Linked DNA regions of Homo sapiens: region 1 is linked to region 2. The links are chromatin contacts, found by Hi-C in ENCODE. All regions are on one chromosome and are shown on one strand. The core of a region is the stretch at or near the end of the contact, and the rest is flanking DNA. Distances in the headings are between cores, read along the strand shown.

What was found. Hi-C counts contacts between places; a loop is a spot of excess contacts on that map.
Region 1: a loop to region 2 is called in a map of endothelial cell of umbilical vein, with 4 times the contacts of the local background. The contact joins the promoter of MMP1 here to the promoter of YAP1-DT in region 2. A Hi-C loop is called at or near these places in 1 of 168 maps with a recorded cell type or tissue (endothelial cell of umbilical vein).

What each region holds. Positions count from the first base shown.
Region 1 is chr11:102,796,285-102,801,749 of GRCh38, reverse strand. It overlaps MMP1 (matrix metallopeptidase 1), which reads left to right and starts at 3,590. Exons shown (of 10, transcript NM_002421.4): 1 at 3,590-3,762; 2 at 4,250-4,494; 3 at 4,588-4,736; 4 at 4,961-5,086. The coding sequence starts at 3,658. It also overlaps the pseudogene WTAPP1.
Region 2 is chr11:102,107,189-102,112,487 of GRCh38, reverse strand. It overlaps YAP1-DT (YAP1 divergent transcript), which reads left to right and starts at 2,031. Exons shown (of 1, transcript NR_198976.1): 1 at 2,031-2,661. It overlaps YAP1 (Yes1 associated transcriptional regulator), which reads right to left and starts at 2,041. Exons shown (of 9, transcript NM_001130145.3): 1 at 1,319-2,041. The coding sequence starts at 1,639. RefSeq lists silencers at 2,129-2,258, 2,269-2,318.

The DNA.
Region 1 (5,465 bases), core at 2,341-4,840, 690 kb before region 2:
TTTCTTCATTGATCTATTCATTTATTAACTCATGTAACAATCATTTGCAGACACCTACTATGTTGAGGTAGTATAAACTATAAATTCAACAAGTTTGATAAGGGAAATAAGAGAGATTGAGTGACAGCTTGAAGGGGAGGATTCTTTCAGGCCTGTGGGACCGGGTGGTGGCATGGAGACATTATTGTGGACTTGAGGGAGTTAATGTGACAGTCCTCGTGTCTCCAGACACTTTCTCTCTGTTAGGGAAGCAAGATTTCTATCCCCAGAGTATGTATGTGTTATGTCTGGACTGCAGTGGCACAGAACTGTGTTCAACGAGTGACTACCGCTCTGCTGTGTGCCCTGGGACTTGGGGTTAATTGATCAATCATTTCTACCCAGAAGGTAACCATGAGGACTGACGGAACCAGTGTGTACCAAGTGTCTGTTAAGTGTCTGGTCAATGGTTATCCATAAAGCTACTGCATGGCCATATGTAGGAAGAATACAGACCGTGGGGCAAATTTTTCCCACGTGTAACTCTCACAACAAAATAGCATTAAATACTTAATGTTTCTGGCTAAAGACCATTTCAAGACTTGCAGGACAAAAAAATAGAAAAAATATCTGACACTCAAATGGAGTTACAAAATTAAAACGGCTGAATTCCCCAGCATAAAAAAATATGAAGCAAGATTGAAATTTCAAGACTAAGTTTAATATGGAAAAATACAAATATGTTTGAGGCCTTTCACAGAGCAGCCAGCATGAAGCAACCAAGAAAACCACGGAAATAATCTGGCTGCCTGGAAATAGTCCGGAGTCAGCTGACACAGCCACACGAGAGCCCTCTTATGCTTGTCATAAGGGGTAAAGGAATAATTTCAGAAAATTACATTTAAAAGAGAATTATGGGGGAAGAAGATGCTCCCAGAGGAAACAAATAGTATGGATGTGAAGAGCAAATACAACTTTAACATGTTCTGAACTTCTTGGAAACTATGCTAAGTTTAGGCATTGCTAGGATTTGGTATGATTTAATCCCCAGCTTTCTGTTCTAAATTTTTGTTTTCTTTTTTACTCTCAAATAAATCATATGCTAGCACCAGCTGCAAAGTTACATATGTTGTATTAGACGATCTTCCATGAATACCTAACTGGAAATTCCAAGATTCAGGGCCATGTGAATCTAGGCTGGCTGCTTAACCAAAACTTAATTTAATTTTTTTCGTTTATTTTAGGAAAAAAAATTAACGAAAAGATGTTTCAAGCAACCAGTTTCCAATCCACGTCAGCAACTATGACATTTAATGAAACACTATGAGCATTTAGCATGAGAGCTCTGGACTCAGATGCAGGGAGCTTTGCTAGAGAAGGGAGGAAAAAGCAGGCATGATGTGGCGGGTTGTGGGGGACTCCAAGGCTCTATTTCCAACTTCCATCAGAGAACTTCTGTTTTCACCTGGTTTTCAAATTTGCTTTCCAAAAGGGATTTTGTTTAAGTAAAGGATACAGAGGTTTATAAAAGTTTGAAAACTTCTACATTGCAGGATGTGCAGGCTCTTGCCAGATGGGACAGTGTATGAGACTCTTCCAGGGTGACGTCTTAGGCAATTTCCTGTCCAATCACAGATGGTCACATGCTGCTTTCCTGAGTTAACCTATTAACTCACCCTTGTTTCCCAGGCCTCAGTGGAGCTAGGCTTGTCACGTCTTCACAGTGACTAGATTCCCTCACAGTCGAGTATATCTGCCACTCCTTGACTTTTAAAACATAGTCTATGTTCACCCTCTAATATGAAGAGCCCCTTTCACTATTTTCTTTGTCTGTGCTGGAGTCACTTCAGTGGCAAGTGTTCTTTGGTCTCTGCCGCACCCTCCCTCTGATGCCTCTGAGAAGAGGATTTCCTTTTCGTGAGAATGTCTTCCCATTCTTCTTACCCTCTTGAACTCACATGTTATGCCACTTAGATGAGGAAATTGTAGTTAAATAATTAGAAAGGATATGACTTATCTCAAATCAATCCAAGATATACTGAAGTATTGTTTATGAGTAAGATATCAGTCTTGACGCAGAAAGAAAACAGGAATCCATAAGGGGAGGAAAGTGTTGAAAAGCAAACCTGATACAGTGGGAAAGGTGGGAGACACCATAAGGTGCTGAAGTGATAAAACAGGCCAGTGTTTCTCCACTGTATGTTTTCAATAAATGCTTCCAAGGAAGGAGAGTGGGGCATGAGTAGGGGAGCTACAGAGATAAACCAACTTTTCTTACCAGGAATGCTACAGATAGCACTGGTGACACCGGTCACCAGTACCCAAGACAATTTAATGTGGAACATAAGTACAGGAATACACATCTTTCATTACAGAGCCATGTATTTATTTTAATGGGCAGGAGATGCTAAATAAGATCTTTTGAATGGAGGAATGCATAAATATATGAATGAATGCATACATGAAAGAATAAATAAATGCTGCCTAGCACCAAGGAGCGAAGATAGACTCATATCAAGGGAAACAAGTATGATTAAAAATAAGACCCCAGAGTCACGCTCAGTCTCTTTCCAGCCTTTTCATCATCCGGTACATTCAGACAAGTTTCAGGGAAGGATCCTATTTGTCCCATGATAATGATGGGCAAGGGGTGGGGAGTTATCTCATACTCCGCCTGTGGATGAGGGGTCTTCTCAGGTAAGGCTCTTAAATCCTAGGCCTGAGTAAATTTTTTCAAATTTTATTTTAGACAGGGTCCCTCTCTGTTGCCTAGGCTGGAGTGCAGCGGCACAATCACAGCTCAATGCAGCCTCAACCTCCCAGGCCCAAGTGATCCTCCCACCTCAGCCTCTTCAGTGACTAGGACTACAGGTGCATGACTCCATGCTTGGCTAACTTTAAAAAATGTTTGTTTGTTTGTTTGTTTTTTACAGAGATGGGGTCTCACCATGTTGCCCAGGCTGATCTTGAACTCCTGGGCTCAAGTGATTCCCCTGCCTCGGCCTCCTGAAATTCTGGGATTATAGGCTTGAGCCACCATGCCTGGCTCTGAGTAAAGATTAAGGGAAGCCATGGTGCTATCGCAATAGGGTACCAGGCAGCTTAACAAAGGCAGAAGGGAACCTCAGAGAACCCCGAAGAGCCACCGTAAAGTGAGTGCTGGGGGAGCTGAACTTCAGTCAGTACAGGTGCCGAACAGCCATCAGGTGCGCAGTGTTAGTAATTCCACCCTCTGCCCTGGGAGCAAGGTGTGTGGAGAAACCTGTAGCACTTTATGACCATCAGAACCAGTCTTTTTCAAAAAGACCATGGAGTACTCTTTGACCTGTGTATATAACAAGAACCTTTCTCAAATAGGAAAGAAATGAATTGGAGAAAACCACTGTTTACATGGCAGAGTGTGTCTCCTTCGCACACATCTTGTTTGAAGTTAATCATGACATTGCAACACCAAGTGATTCCAAATAATCTGCTAGGAGTCACCATTTCTAATGATTGCCTAGTCTATTCATAGCTAATCAAGAGGATGTTATAAAGCATGAGTCAGACAGCCTCTGGCTTTCTGGAAGGGCAAGGACTCTATATATACAGAGGGAGCTTCCTAGCTGGGATATTGGAGCAGCAAGAGGCTGGGAAGCCATCACTTACCTTGCACTGAGAAAGAAGACAAAGGCCAGTATGCACAGCTTTCCTCCACTGCTGCTGCTGCTGTTCTGGGGTGTGGTGTCTCACAGCTTCCCAGCGACTCTAGAAACACAAGAGCAAGATGTGGACTTAGTCCAGGTAAATGCTGCATTGCATGTGACAATAATGTAAATTTTTAGTTTGTATTTTTCTGCAGTAATGTAATAGAGTTTTTTAAGGATAGGTTTCTTATAAAGAGATTTTTTTTTTTTTTGCTAGAAACAGCACCCTCCACCCAAAATGTATCTAGCCATGCATACGCTCTCTTTTTCCAGTTGGAGGTGAGAGTGAACTAAAGGAACAACATCCAAACTTGTCTCCACAAATTGTAGACTTGTAACAGTATGCAAATCTTGCTCTACAAAAATTGCTCTACTATGAAGTTCTTACTTCACAATAACTAATAGTAGGGACATTTCTACTCTGAAATTTCATTTCTCACCAAAAATAAGGATAAAAGCAACTGCGAAATCTAAACACAAGGTTTAAAAGCAGTTCTCTGTTTTGGCTAAAACTTAATGCCATCAATTTTTAGAATAATGAGAAAGATTTCCCATGCAGTGTTTCGATAATTTTCTTTTGTCAGAAATACCTGGAAAAATACTACAACCTGAAGAATGATGGGAGGCAAGTTGAAAAGCGGAGAAATAGTGGCCCAGTGGTTGAAAAATTGAAGCAAATGCAGGAATTCTTTGGGCTGAAAGTGACTGGGAAACCAGATGCTGAAACCCTGAAGGTGATGAAGCAGCCCAGATGTGGAGTGCCTGATGTGGCTCAGTTTGTCCTCACTGAGGGGAACCCTCGCTGGGAGCAAACACATCTGACCTACAGGTAGGCAGACTGAGGGCCAGAGTGAGAGAGCTATTTCCCATGACAGTGGTAAGAAGTCATGTCCAATGTGTCTCTATTTTGTTTCATTCTAAGGATTGAAAATTACACGCCAGATTTGCCAAGAGCAGATGTGGACCATGCCATTGAGAAAGCCTTCCAACTCTGGAGTAATGTCACACCTCTGACATTCACCAAGGTCTCTGAGGGTCAAGCAGACATCATGATATCTTTTGTCAGGGGAGGTAAGTTCTTCTTATAGCACCTTAACCTCACCTTGCCCCTAGATCTCGTAGCTTTGCAACTGGAATTGATTGTTTAAGATGAATGTTGATTTTATGGGCTCGAAGAGGGAAACTGCATCACAGTTGATGGAAGTCTGTTGGCCTCTTAACAAAGCTAATGCTTGCCCTTCTGGCTTAGCTTACATAAGAACCACAAGGAATCTTTGTTGAATTGTTTCTTTCAGATCATCGGGACAACTCTCCTTTTGATGGACCTGGAGGAAATCTTGCTCATGCTTTTCAACCAGGCCCAGGTATTGGAGGGGATGCTCATTTTGATGAAGATGAAAGGTGGACCAACAATTTCAGAGGTAAGCCAATCAAATTTGCCTCTCTCAATTCTCCCACCCCTTCATGTTTCATTGTAATATTGGTTGATTTAGTTGAAAGAATGCATTCATAGAAGTATATATTTTTCTATTACCACTCAGAAAATTAGTGATACACTTAGAAAAGTGAAAGAGCGGTCTTTTCTGCTAGCTAACAACATCTTAGCAGTGACAACTAGGCCACTCTAAAATTTTTATTAAGAAAATTGTTGAAAACTTTGATGTTTTAATTGTGGGCATCAACATTGAAACTTTTTCATTAGAAGAAAACAGTGAAATTTAACAGCGGTCATAAACTTATGTGGAAATTAAAGAAAAGGAAGGCTTTTTGTGTTTTCCAAAATTTCCAGCAGTCAACATT
Region 2 (5,299 bases), core at 782-3,281:
GCAAAGTTCCTATGCTGAAGTTTAGCCTGAAGCAAGTTCTCAAAAAAAAAAAAAAAAAAAAAGAAGAAGAAATAAAAAAGAAAGAAAAAGAGAGAACCCTACACAAAACAAATCCACTGGGACCTATTGGAATGTTAACACTCATTATAAACAGTTTCACTTCTATGCTGAATCAAGTTGGCACAATAATCGAACATTGTGTATGTGGAATAGCAGCCATGTTCATATCCGCAATAAGAATTAAAAAGCAATGGCGATCCTAGAATTAGTCATCGCTTCCCAAACATTAACTTTTAATCACAGTTGAACTAGGCAGGACTTGGCCTATGAGTCAACCTGCAGTGTATTATCAAAGGCTTGTGTTAAAACCTCGGTACTGTAAAGCGCAACTCAGTTCCTGCGCAACGTACAGATGTGGCTAATTCAAAAGCGTTTCAGCCGACTGTAAATAATAGTCTACAACTGGGAAACCAACACGCGACCTACTAAGTTTGATAAGAGCAAGCCGGCCCAAGTTCCAACACACAAGGGAAGAGCAGGGGTGAAAGAACTCCATAAACAACTTCCAGGAAAGTCTGGGCAGGGGAAGCCCGAAACCTGTATTCCGAAATCGCCTGAGCCGCGAGGAAAATAAATGCTTACGGGAGGGGGAGGGGAAACGGGAGGGGGGAAGGAAAGAAAGAGCAAAAAACTAAATGGACCGGTTCTACCCCCACCTCTAATCAACACTGGAAAACAAGAGAACAATTATTTGACTCCCCCAGGAGACTGAAGTGGACCGAGAGGCCGCAAAGGAAAGGGGCCCAGGGCTCAACTTCACAAACTCGGCCGCCGCTGGCAACACACCCACACACAAATGCCAGAGGCCCCCCTCCCCCTTTCCCAGCCCGGCCCGGCGGGAGCGAAGGTGCGGAGCGCGCGGAGGCGCGCGCATTGTGCAAGCCCACCGCGGCCCAGGCCCGACTTTTCCCCACCCCCTTCCTTCCTCCCCACCCCTCCTCCACTCCCGCCAACCTCTCGGGAACCCCGGGAAGAAAGAAAGGAAGAAGGAGGGAAAGCACGCCCCCCGGGGCTGCAACCGCAGAGAGAAACTCAGAAGGGAAAAACAAATCTCAGCCCCGGACTCTGGGAGGAGTGGGGAGCTGGTCACCGCGGCGGAGTGGACGACTCCAGTTCCACTTCGCCTCGGGACCCCCACCCCAGCTAGAGTTCCCGCAACCCCCCTCCCCTGACCAGAGCTGGCGGCCGCGGCTCCCGAGCGCCCCCCCGGTCTGAGGCCCGCCCGACGGGGAAACGGGGAGAGGGGCAACGAGGTTACCTGTCGGGAGTGGGATTTGGGCTCCGGCGGCTTGAAGAAGGAGTCGGGCAGCTTCCGGAGCCTCATGGGCACGGTCTGGGGCACGTTGGCCGTCTTGGGGTTCATGACGGCGTTGAAGAGCGCCTCCAGGTCGGTCTCCGAGTCCCCGCGGACGTGCACGATCTGATGCCCGGCGGGGGGTGCCTGCGGCGCCGCCTGGGTCGCCGCGGGTGCCGGTTGCCCGGGTCCGGACGGCGGGCCCTGCCCCTGCGGGGGCTGCGAAGGCGGCTGCCCTTGGCCCTGGGGGGCCGGTTGAGGCGGCGGCTGCTGCCCGGGATCCATGGCTTCTGCCTCCCCCGACGCGCACCCCCTGACCCAGGCGAGCGAGGGCTACGCCCGGACGCCCCGGCTCCACGGGCCGAGGTGGAGAAGCGGCGACGGCTGCGGGCCGGGCGGCGCTGTCCTCGCTCTCAGGGCCGGGGGGCTGCGCCGCGGCCCCGCATCCCCCGCCCCGGCGCCTCCGCCCCCGCCCTGCGCCCCGGCTCCACTGGTCTGGCGGCTGCGCCTCGGGAGGGGCTGCGAGGCACTCGGACCTGCGGCGCCTGAGAACTTTTTCCCTCCAACTCCCTTGACGGAGGCCGGACAGCTCGTTGCCTTTCCCCGCCTCCCCTTTCTCTTTATTTCCTTTTCTTGTTCCTTCCTTCCTCCCTTTCTTTTCCCTGGCGGCGGCTGCGCCCGACTGAGACAGAAACTCGCCTCAAACGCCAAAACTAAAGTTAGGAGAAGCGCCCGCCCGCGCCGCCGCGGCCCCGCCTCCTCTCGGCTCTTCCTTCCTCTGCGCGCCCGCCCGCACCGCGGCCCGGCCGGCAGCGCAGGGAAACTTTTCGCTGCAAGTTGCTACATTCCTGCACACTCCCGGCCCGCGGCGCCTCTCCCGGCCGCACGTGACCCGCTCGCCCTGGCCCGGTCCGCCCTTCGCCCGCGCTCAGCCGGGCAGGGGCCCGAAGCGTGCCCCGTATTCTGCCCCGCGAACCGCAAACGATGGGTCCAATCCGGGTCCGAACTGTGGTGTCTGCGGAGAACGCGGGCGCCCTTGGCTGCAGGAAGTTCTTCCGCTCCGCTCGGCCCCTTTTCCCCGCCCGTGCTCGGGAAAGGCGCTTCCAGTTCGCCTGGACCTGCGAAAGGGCCAAGGCCGAAAGAAGTGGAGAGAGGATGTGCGAACCCACCTCCTCCTCCTCGCGTTACCCCGGCTTGACCGAGCGGAGCGCCTGTGCGAGCTTAAAGCCGCGAGGATAGATTGGAGTTAAAATAGATACCGTGAGCCGGCATTGATGTTAATAAAGATCCATTGTTTTCAGCATTAACTTTATTTTGTAATTGTTTCACTTATCTGTTAGTCTGCAAAAACTCACTTGAGAGGGGTAAACGGTTACTGTAATTGAAGCTTTGAGACCAGGTCTGTAACTCAGTGTAACTTATTAAAAGAAACAAAAACACTACATTTTCCAAATAGTGAAATCACATCAACTTTTTTAGTACTCGAATTTGCAATAGTCACTGGAAGCCGCAACCCAAAAAATTAGTGCGTCTTCAGGTACAAGCATTCATGCCTCTGTACCTGTCTTTCATCCTCAAGGAGCTGGGTCCCTACCCCTGCTATCCCTGTGCCTGGCCCAACGGTGGACTCCGTTAATGTGGACTGAATAAGAAATGAATGGGCAAGGAGGTCATCCCAGGCACCTGATGTACAAGGAGCCCTTCTGGAAGCCACTCAAAAACAATAGAAATGTTTTTTAAGTCATACACTCTGGGTTTTTTTTTTTTAAAGCATCCTTGTTGAGATATAATTTATATACCATACAGTTTTTGCAATAGTTGTACATATTAGTATATTTAAGCAATTCACTGTTTTTTTAAATATATTCATAGGATTGTGCAACATCAGTCTAATTTTAAATGCACAAGCCCATTCTAAGGAAATCTGGCTTTCTTGTTTTAATGATTTTGTCTACAATGCTAGTGAAACAAAGGTATAAGTAGGATTAAGCAAGGAAAAAGTCCGTGAGCAAAAAGGTAATTTCTTCCTTCAGCCAGAACATGCCCAGGAGAATTCTGAAGGATCTGTATCACTTGGTGTGGTAGGGCTCGGCCAAAGGAGCAGGCCTCAGACACTCAAAATTCTAACAGAAGATTCCAATCAACTACTCTGAACCCCCAGTTTCCTGTCTGAAAAAAAGGATCAGAGTAAATGACACCCATGACTAGTTCTTGGATTTGTTCCCACTCCTAAATGTCAAGTGCATTTAACGACAGACTTGCAGGTTCTGGAGTTACAGAGTTTTGAGTTCAGGTCCCAGTTCTGCCATTTACTAGCTGTGAGGTTTTGGACAAGTTATTTATTTCCTGTTCTTTAATATTAGCATCAGGGGTAATAACACCTACCTCATAGTTGTTGGGGCATTAAATGAGTCAATGGATATAAAGTACTTAGCCCAGTTTGGGACGTGCAGTGAGTTCCACATCAATGTCAGTTGTCATTGTTGTCCCATGTTCACAGATTATTTCACAGGTAGTAACATAGCCTCTCCTTGCAGCAGCCCTCTCTTTCTAAGCACAGCCTCAGGGACCCTGTTGGTAGTCCCTTCCTCTCTTATCCAATAATCAGTCCACACAAACAAAACCTTTGGGCAGAAACTATGCATTAAAAACTTTACCTGAAAGAAAACTTTAGGAACCAAAGTGGGCCGGGTGCGGTGGTTCATGCCTGTAGTCCCAGCACTTTGGGAGGCCAAGGCAGGGGAATCACCTGAGGTCAGAAGTTCGAGACCAGTCTGGCCAAAATGGTGATACCCTGTCTCTACAAAAAAAAAAATACATAAAAATTAGCCAGGTGTGGTGGCATGTTCCTGTAGTCCCAGCTACTCAGGTGGCTGAGGCATGAGAATCACTTGAACCCAGGAGGTGGAGGTTGCAGTGAGCTGAGATCACACCACTGCACTCCAGCCTGGGCAACACAGCGAGACTCTGTCTCAAAAAAAGAACCAAAGTGATTGAAAACCTGGGATTGGAATAGAAGCTGTCCCTTTACTAGAGCATTTACTGCTATGAACACTAACTAAAGGGCTTCAGATACAGCAGAGGCTGCTTTGTTCAATATTGTTTCACCTGCCATTAAACTGAGGACAAAATTACTTTGATAAGTGGAGTGAAAGGGTCTTTGGAGTGACTATGTTCTGTAAGCACTTCTGTATCATCAACCAAGATTTTGTAATTTACTATTCCTCGTTTATACAATTTCAACCACGGTGTAGTAGGGGATAAAGATAACATATTCAGTCCTTTGTCTACTCCCTTCCTCTTCTGCCCATTTTGTGGACCAATTATCTGTTGGCAGCATCTTAAAATAGGGAGTCACCTTCTTCGTATAAAGATGCACCCTTATCCTGGATCATTTTCAATGTCCAGGTAGATCACTATCTCAAAACATGCGTATCCCAATTAGTTGACCTGTCAACTAAAATGGACCCTCATCTCTACTTCACTTTAGCCACCTGCCCCTTCGTCTGTACTCTGCATCATCCAGAAATACTCCAGTAGTGAAGTCAGACTATGGTATACCATATTCTTAATAATCATCTGGTTCTCTTATTTCATTACTCACATCTCATTTATCCTTAACCTCTCCCTTTTCTGCAACCTATCACTCCCTTCCCTTTTCATTTCTGTTATGGTTTGGGTGTTTCTGTCTCTCCAAAATTCATGTTGAAACGTCTCCAGTGCATCAGTATTAAAGAGGTGGGGCCTTTAAGGAGGTGATTAGGTCACGAAGGTTCCTCCCTCCTAAATGGGATTAAGAACTTTATACAAGAGGCTTCACACAGCATTCAGCTGTTTTGCCCTTTCATCTGTCTGCTGTGTGAGGACACAGCCTTCATCCCTTTAAGAGGATGCAGCAACAAGGCACCATCTTGGAAGTAGAAAGCAGCTGTCATGAGACAGCAA